3 separate regions of the Homo sapiens genome follow, and regions 2 and 3 are each linked to region 1. A link is a loop called in an ENCODE intact Hi-C map of the cell type or tissue named here. Cell type or tissue: PC-3. All regions are shown on one strand.

The links. Hi-C counts contacts between places; a loop is a spot of excess contacts. Peaks named below come from ENCODE experiments on the same cell type or tissue, not always from the same donor. Only the 100,000 strongest peaks of a DNase experiment are listed, where the experiment ranks them.
Region 2: a loop joins it to region 1, with 10 times the contacts of the local background. A loop is called at or near these places in 20 of 110 quality-filtered maps.
Region 3: a loop joins it to region 1, with 5 times the contacts of the local background. A loop is called at or near these places in 15 of 110 quality-filtered maps.

The regions. Positions count from the first base shown.
Region 1 is chr4:74,133,261-74,135,760 of GRCh38, reverse strand. All of the region lies in intron 1 of LOC105377277 (a long non-coding RNA gene), which reads left to right. It also overlaps a transcript of MTHFD2L not described here. Among named protein-coding and RNA genes, the nearest start is that of MTHFD2L, 24 kb to the left of the region's middle. In PC-3, CTCF peaks have their summits at 1,111 and 1,318 (motif pointing right); a DNase peak (open chromatin) is centred at 1,350; H3K27ac peaks cover 920 bases.
Region 2 is chr4:73,922,473-73,924,972 of GRCh38, reverse strand. No RefSeq gene overlaps it. Among named protein-coding and RNA genes, the nearest start is that of CXCL1, 54 kb to the right of the region's middle. In PC-3, a CTCF peak has its summit at 1,441 (motif pointing right); a DNase peak (open chromatin) is centred at 1,462; H3K27ac peaks cover 1,053 bases.
Region 3 is chr4:73,866,578-73,869,077 of GRCh38, reverse strand. No RefSeq gene overlaps it. Among named protein-coding and RNA genes, the nearest start is that of CXCL1, 1.6 kb to the left of the region's middle. In PC-3, a CTCF peak has its summit at 1,095; a DNase peak (open chromatin) is centred at 1,117; H3K4me3 peaks cover 455 bases; H3K27ac peaks cover 2,298 bases.

The sequences.
Region 1 (2,500 bases):
TTGCTGAAGATTTTTACATCTGTGTTCACTGGTGATATTGGCCTCTAGCTTCTTTAAAAAAAAAATGTGTCCTTGTCTGGTTTTGGTATCACAGTAACACTGGCCTTGTAGAATGAGTTTGAAAGTATTCCCTCTCTCCTCTTTAATCGTTTTGAAGTATTTGAATAGAATTGGTATTAGTTCTTTAAATGTTTGGTAGAACTTAGCAGTGAAGTTATCAGGCCGTGAGCTTTTCTTTGATGGGAGACTTTTTATTATGGCTTTGATTTCATAACTCATTATTGGCTTATTGAGGTTTTCTATTTGTTGATGGTTCAATATTGGTAGGTTGCATGTGTCCAGGAATTTATCCATTTCTTCTATATTTTCCAATTTGTTGGCATGTAATGGTTCCTAATTGTTTCTAATGATTCTTAGTATTTCTGAGGTCTCAGTTGTCATGTGTCCATTTTTGTTCCTACTTTTATTTATTTGGGTCTTCTCTCTTTTTTTCTTATTCTGGCTAAAGATGATTTGGAGCTCCTTTATATGCTGCTTGCTTCTTTTCTCTTGCTGCCATTACAGTTTTATCTTTATGCTTGATCTTTGACAGTTTGATTAGTAAATACCTTCATTAGTCTTATTTGACTAATGTGATGCTCTAAGGCCTTCCTGTACCTGAATATTTATATCTTTCTCATGTTTTGGAAAGTATTCTCTTATTATTTCTTTGAATAAGCTTTCTACCCTTGCTCCTGCTCTGCTCTCTCTTGAACATCAATAATTTTTAGATTTTGTCTTTGAGGTAATTTTCTATATCTTGTAAGTGGCCTTCTCTCATTTTCATTCTTTTTTTCTTTTCTCTCCTCTGTTTATTTTTTAACAGCCAGTCTTTGAGCTCATTGATTCTCTTCTCTGCTTGACCTATTCTGTGGTTGAGATCCCCTGAAGAGTTTCTTAGTTCAGCAAATGTAGTTCTTAGTTACAAGATTTCTGCTTATCATTATTTCAATTTCCTTGTTAAATTTCTCTGATAAATATCTGAGTTGCTTTTCTGTGTTATCTTAGAGATAACAAAGTTTCCTTAAAACAGCTGTTTTGAATTCTTGGTCAGAGAGTTCACAAATCGCCATCTCAGGAGGGTCAGTCGCTGGAACTTTGCTTTGTCTAGAAGGTTATGGTTCCATGTTTGCTGTTGTTTCTTGTGGGTATACATCTATGTATTTGTATTAATAATTATTTAGTCCAGCTTTATCTGTCTAGTTTGGTTTGGTTTTTATTGAATACAGTTGCTTATGAATCTTAACTGCCAGCTTGCTGCCTTGTTTTCGGCTCTAGATGGCGCCATAAGCCTATGTTTACCTTGACTTTTGCAAATGGCCATGGCACTGCCTGTCCCATAAGGAGGAGGACCAAAGGGATTACCCTAGCACTGTGGGAAGGCCGGCCACGGGTGTGTTCCCAGGGGACTTGTGGAACATACTTGCTACATGATTTCTACTGATTTGGCATCTCCTTTGGTCAAGTTACAAGGAGTTTTTACGGCTGAGGATGGTAGTCCTGGCTTCCCTATTTGTCTTTGCCAGCCTTCACAGACATTTCTCCCTCCAGGCAGTCACAGTGCTACCTGTGGTTTAAGGCAAAGGCAGGTCTCCTGGCAGGAAACCGAAGAAGATGGGAAAGCTGGTTGACAATCTCAATTTCACGTTTTTCAGTGCAGAAACCATGAGTTGAGGGCAGATTTTTCATACTGCTGATGCCTGGTGTAATGCAGGGAAGAGGCCTCATGGATGTAGAATCTGGTTCTCCTACCATCTGCTCAGAATGTTTCCACTTCTCTGTACCTACAGGAACTGTCTCATCCTCATACAGGATCTCTGGGTTGCTGCTGGTGAAGATCTTGCTGCTGTGTATTTCTTTTTGGTTTCTGGTGGAGGGGAGAGAAGCAAGCTTGCTTCTATGCTGCCATTTTGGGATTAGAAAACCGATATGTGAACTTTATAACTAAGAATTCAAAATAGCAATTTTAAGGAAACTCAGTGACCTACAAGATAACATAGAAAAACAATTCAGATACTTATCAGAGAAATTTAACAAGAAAATTGAAATAATAATTTAAAAATGAAACAGAAATCTTGGAACGGAGAACCACATTTGCTGAATTGAAACACTCTTTAGAGGATCTCAATAACAGAATGGGTTAGAGAAAAGAATCAGTGAGCTCAAAGACTGGCTATTAAGAAAATACAGTCCAAAGAAAGAAAAGAAAAAAACAATAAAAAGAAATGAAGGCCACCTTTAAAATATAGAAAATTACCTCAAAAGACCAAATCTAAAAATTATTGGTGTTTAAGGGGGAGCTGAGCAAGAGCAAGGGGAGAAAAGCTTATCCTAAGAAATAATAACAGAGCACTTTCCAAAACTCATGAAAGACAGAAATATCTAGATATAGAAAGGTCAGGGAACACCAAACAGATTCAACCCAAGTAACACTAACCAAGGCATATAATAATTGAACTTT
Region 2 (2,500 bases), 210 kb after region 1:
TAATATATATCTCCACATACTCAATTTTCAATAGCTACAGAGTATATTCTTTTCTTAAAAAAGCCCACTTTATTGAGGTGTAACTGATATACAAAAAGAAAAATAACAAACAGTTAAGGAGGAAATTTTTGGAAGTAATGGATAGGTTCATGGCAAAGATTATGGTGATAGTTTCAGAGAACATAGTATTTTCAAGAAGACATGGACCATTTATGAAAGCTGACCACATATTTAGATAGAAGGCAAGACTCAAAAATACTTTTCGATGTTTGTTGTGATACACACAATGATCTGTGATTATTGTGTGAATAAGTTAGGTATCAACCACAAAACTGTACTTTAGAAAAAAACTCAACAATACTGAAAGCAACATATATTTGGAAATTAATAAAATCACTTCTAAATAACTCAAAAATCAGAAAATCAGAAAATACATAAAAACTTATTAGAAAATATATAGAATCAACTGATAATTTTGCCGTATGTTGAACACATGAGACCTAGGTAATGTAGGGACATTTACAGCTTTAAAATGCTATGCTAGAAAATGAACTTAAAATATCTAAATTAAATAAAAAGACAAAGAGAAGGAACTAGATATAAGAGTAGAAATTTATGAAATTGGAAACACACATTCAATAGAAAGGATCACCAAAACCAAGAGTTGGTTGTTGAATAGATTTTGGTGTGATTGGTCAAGACTGCAGACATTACAAAGTTAACAAGAAGATGTTATCATTTGGTGGCGATTAATGTGAAAATAGGTAAAATGGACAAATTTGTAGAAACATATAACAGTAAATTAAAGAGGAAATATTATATTTAAATAAACCTGTAACCTTTAATAAAGTTGAATTAATACTTACAATATTTCCTACCCAAGAAATGCACAAAACCAGCCATTTTTAATAGGGAAGTCTACCAAATATTCAGGAAAAAAAATTCAAACTTACAGAAATTATTTCACAGTGTCAAAATTTAGATCCCTTTCTGACTTACTACATAAGGCTGACATATTCCTGATAATAAAACCTGACAAGAGCTATTTCTGAAAGGAATTTTTCAGGTGAATCACAATATGACTATAAATGTAAAAGTTCTTTAAAAATAAAGGATTAGAAAACTGAAAATTAGAAGTTTAAAAAATACATCAAGGGATACAAGATTGACTCAATATAGGAAAGTCAATCAATATAATTCACTAAGTTGAAATGTCAATGAAAAAATATAAGAACTCGTTAAATATTCAATATAATTATCAGGGTTTATTTTACTACATAGTATATATAATACTTCTCAATGGTAAAAATCAGCTATTACAATATGATGCCATTTTGCAAAAATATGTTTATTGAAAAGTAATATGATCTAGGAATGGAAGCCAAAATTCTAATTCTAGGATTTGATAAATAGGACTTTTCTAAGTCTGTCACAAGGTGGCCCCAAATCCATATTCTTCATGGCTCTGCATTTGTGGAAAATGAATCAAACAGCAAAAAGAAGGTAATACAGCAAAAATCTAAGGTAATAATAATCCAGTGTATACATAGCCCACTTAATAATCAATTGTCCACTTGGCTAAAAGAAGAGAGAAAAGCAATCTTATTACATTTGAAATGAGGAAGGAAGCTGATAAATGCATCAAGGCATTTTTCTTCAAGATTAGTCTCAACAAAAGTAATAAATAATCCTTTTGACATTCAGTATTTCGATGAGCACACAGGCTAGTAATATGCAGGCTTGGCTGAGAAAAATCTGTGATCTTTACCTTTTCCCTCTTTTCTATTAACAATTATTTAGTTTTTGACCTTGCCTGAGTACTTGTAAAACAGTTTCAGAACTGTCTTCTTTTTTCTGTTCTACTTGCCATACAAAGAAAAACTGTAGATTATAAATCATGTAAGATCCTGTCAGGAAAGCCTCTGATTAAAAGTCTTATACAAAATCATGACTAATTAATTCATTTCTTCTTCCTTCCTCTTATCTCAGAATCCTTGAAGTCTTAAGATGGCACCACAAAAATTTCTTTTCAGACAGTGAGAAATTCTTTCAAGGCTGGGTAACACAATGCTAGAAAAAATGCCTGGCTATTGACTGCAACTGATAGACAATATTTGAATAAATAGTAAAACAATTAGTACAGAAGATTGATATTTTAGTTTAACTTAATTGTGGTATAGCTTGGACAAGTCACTTCAAGATAATAATATTTTATTCTTGTGGTTTTTTGAGAATTAAGTGAGATAGCAGGTACGGTTCTGAATACTGTTCCTGGCACATGGAAGAAACTTAATGCTACTTTTGGCCATTGTCAATGCTTTCATTCAGAATACAATGGAATAATGAAAATAATTACTTGTCAATGGAAAGAGCTAAACATATCCCTGCTTATATTCTCAACTGATTCTGAATTGGGCTTCATATACCAGCTCTAAATGGTATCTTCCAAATCTGTTTGTTTTTGTGAAGGAAAGGGTAGTCAGAAGTGATAGACAGCCTG
Region 3 (2,500 bases), 270 kb after region 1:
GCCTGGTGATCCCAGTGTGTGGGGCTGGGAACGGAGAAGGAGCTGGGGCGGATCCCTGAGAACCACCACAGAGAAGGCGCGACCTCTTTGGAGGAAGAGCGTTGTGTCTCGGATTTGTGGCTGGAGATTGAGAGAAATTAACAAGGTGCTGGGAGATAGGCTGGAGCTATATTATCCTCTCTGCCTCAGCCTTTCTTATTTTCAGTTTAGCCTATTTCACGTACATCTAACATCAGTGCTGTCTGTGAAAGTACAGTCCATTATGTCAGATTCCAGAGAAGAATGTTCTGCTTGTTCCTTGTGTTGCATATTCTCTAACCACACTTAGAATATCTTGTTTACGTTTTCCATTTGGTGGCAACAGATTATCAGTGTCAAAAGCTGAATCCAGTGTTAGCGTCAGTGGAAGCCAGGGCTGTATAACATGAACTCTTCTTTCATATCCTGCTTATCTTCCTTCTTCCCTGTAAAATGTTGGAACTTTCAAAATCCCCTGGAAATCTTTTCCCTGTAGGAGGGGTTCAGGTTTGATCTAGAAATACGGCACTGGTTGTCACTCCGGACCTCGGAGGGGCTGGGTCCAGCAGGCTCATGGGCTCACCATTCCTGGTTCTGTCTTTGGACTGCATAGCACATGACACCAGGGAGTGGGTACCTGGTGTGCAAGCACCCTTCCCACTGAAGCAGCAGACATGCATTCGGATGAAATAGGAACGCCGGATCCCACATAGAGTCACATTCCATTTACTATAGGACTTCCTGGTATTCAGTATTGGGCCCCCTTTCTAGAGAAACACACACATGTTGTTTTCTCTCAGGAATTTCAGTCATTTAACCTGGTAGCTTTATTACTTTTTTCTCCAGAAGTTCTAGAGAACTTATTTTTATTCATCATTAGGTTTTTAGAGGGTTTAAGTGTGATTCTCCAAGTGGGATTCAGAGCTCTCTGAGACATGGAGTAAGATGGGAGGAGGGGGAAAAAGCAGAGGCTTCTGCCCCAGGGGCAGATGTCTCCACAACAGAGTTCTACACAGCCCAGCTCAATAGGTAAGACCTGTGTTCCTAGCCAAGCAGAGAACACAGGCAAGGCTGCCACCTGCATTTAGTAGTGAAGCATCGCCTGCAGATTGTTTAGCCTCTCCGTTTCTACCCCAAGGTGGTTATGAGAAATGAGTCAACATTTGTAAGAGCCAGCATGGATTTAAGTGCCTTATAAATGTTTGTTAAATATTTGTTTAAAAAAAAAATGGAAATAGCGTTTTCCAACATTGCCTAAACAGAAACTCATCCTGATGTGAATTTATATATATATTTATATATTTATATATATATATATATATATATATATATATATATATATAATGGAAAGGTTCACTCCCCAGTGTTTTTTACATTTAAAATTTTCTATATCAGTTACTGCTACCCAACTACCCCTAATGTATACAACACCATATACAGCAGTATGAGTCTTGAATAAATCAAGGCAGGTCCTGGAAGACAGAATGTTCATATAAACACCAAAAGCTCAGTTTCCAAAATGCCCTTTCGGTTACTCAGGGGTACTGGTGCTCTCATTACAGTAATCTTAGTCAAGGGTAGAAAGGTGTGCTAGAATGTTGTTTCTTTAAAACAGACACTGTAGATAGTATATGTACTCCAGTCTTTTTCAATTATTTCTCTTTTCACATCTTCCTGATTACTTATATTTCTTAACAGGAAGAATAAATGAAAAAGCATTGACCCAATGGAGACCAAATACAGTGTCCCAAATATCTTCATCAGTTTCAAGCTGTAATCAATGCTGCAAACTTCTAAATCTAAATTTTTTAAAAAAGAAACTCAGCTGAGAATTTACAAAAATTGAAATAAAATTTTCTGTATCAGGCTTTCAGAAAGGAAGACAAATATGTACTCTACCACGAGGTACACTTAGATGAAATTTTATTTGTTACCGTTCAGACAGATCATTGGTTTATTTTGTAGTCCACCTTTCAATCACTTCATGTATATAAAAAGGGACTTTGAATGTAATAGTCTTCATCTTATTTATTGAAAAGATGTACTAAAGGAATGACTATTTTTTAAAAAAACTCTAGTATTTATCAATATGACTCTAAGGGAAAAATCAAGAAAATTAGAGGAAGGTTCAAATTAGTAGTAAGGAATAGGAAATGACATATAATCTAAAGTTTATTAAGTGTGTGACTAGCTCATGCATAATTGAAAGTTTGAGTGATTACACCTCTTATTATCACTCTTTTTCTGGGATTTGATGGGAAACTGAAATTTCCAGAAACATGGAAATGATTCTTTAAAACTTGAAAAATGTATTGTTTTGTTTTCTAATTGTAGTTGTAATATATGCTCATTTTATAAAGTTTATACAAACCAAAAAGGCAAGAAGAGATTTTTCTTCTCTAATGTCTCTTCACTTTGTCTATGAAACAAACATTCACAGGTCGCTGAAAATTTGCTTTTTTTTCTTCAACAAAGGAGCTAA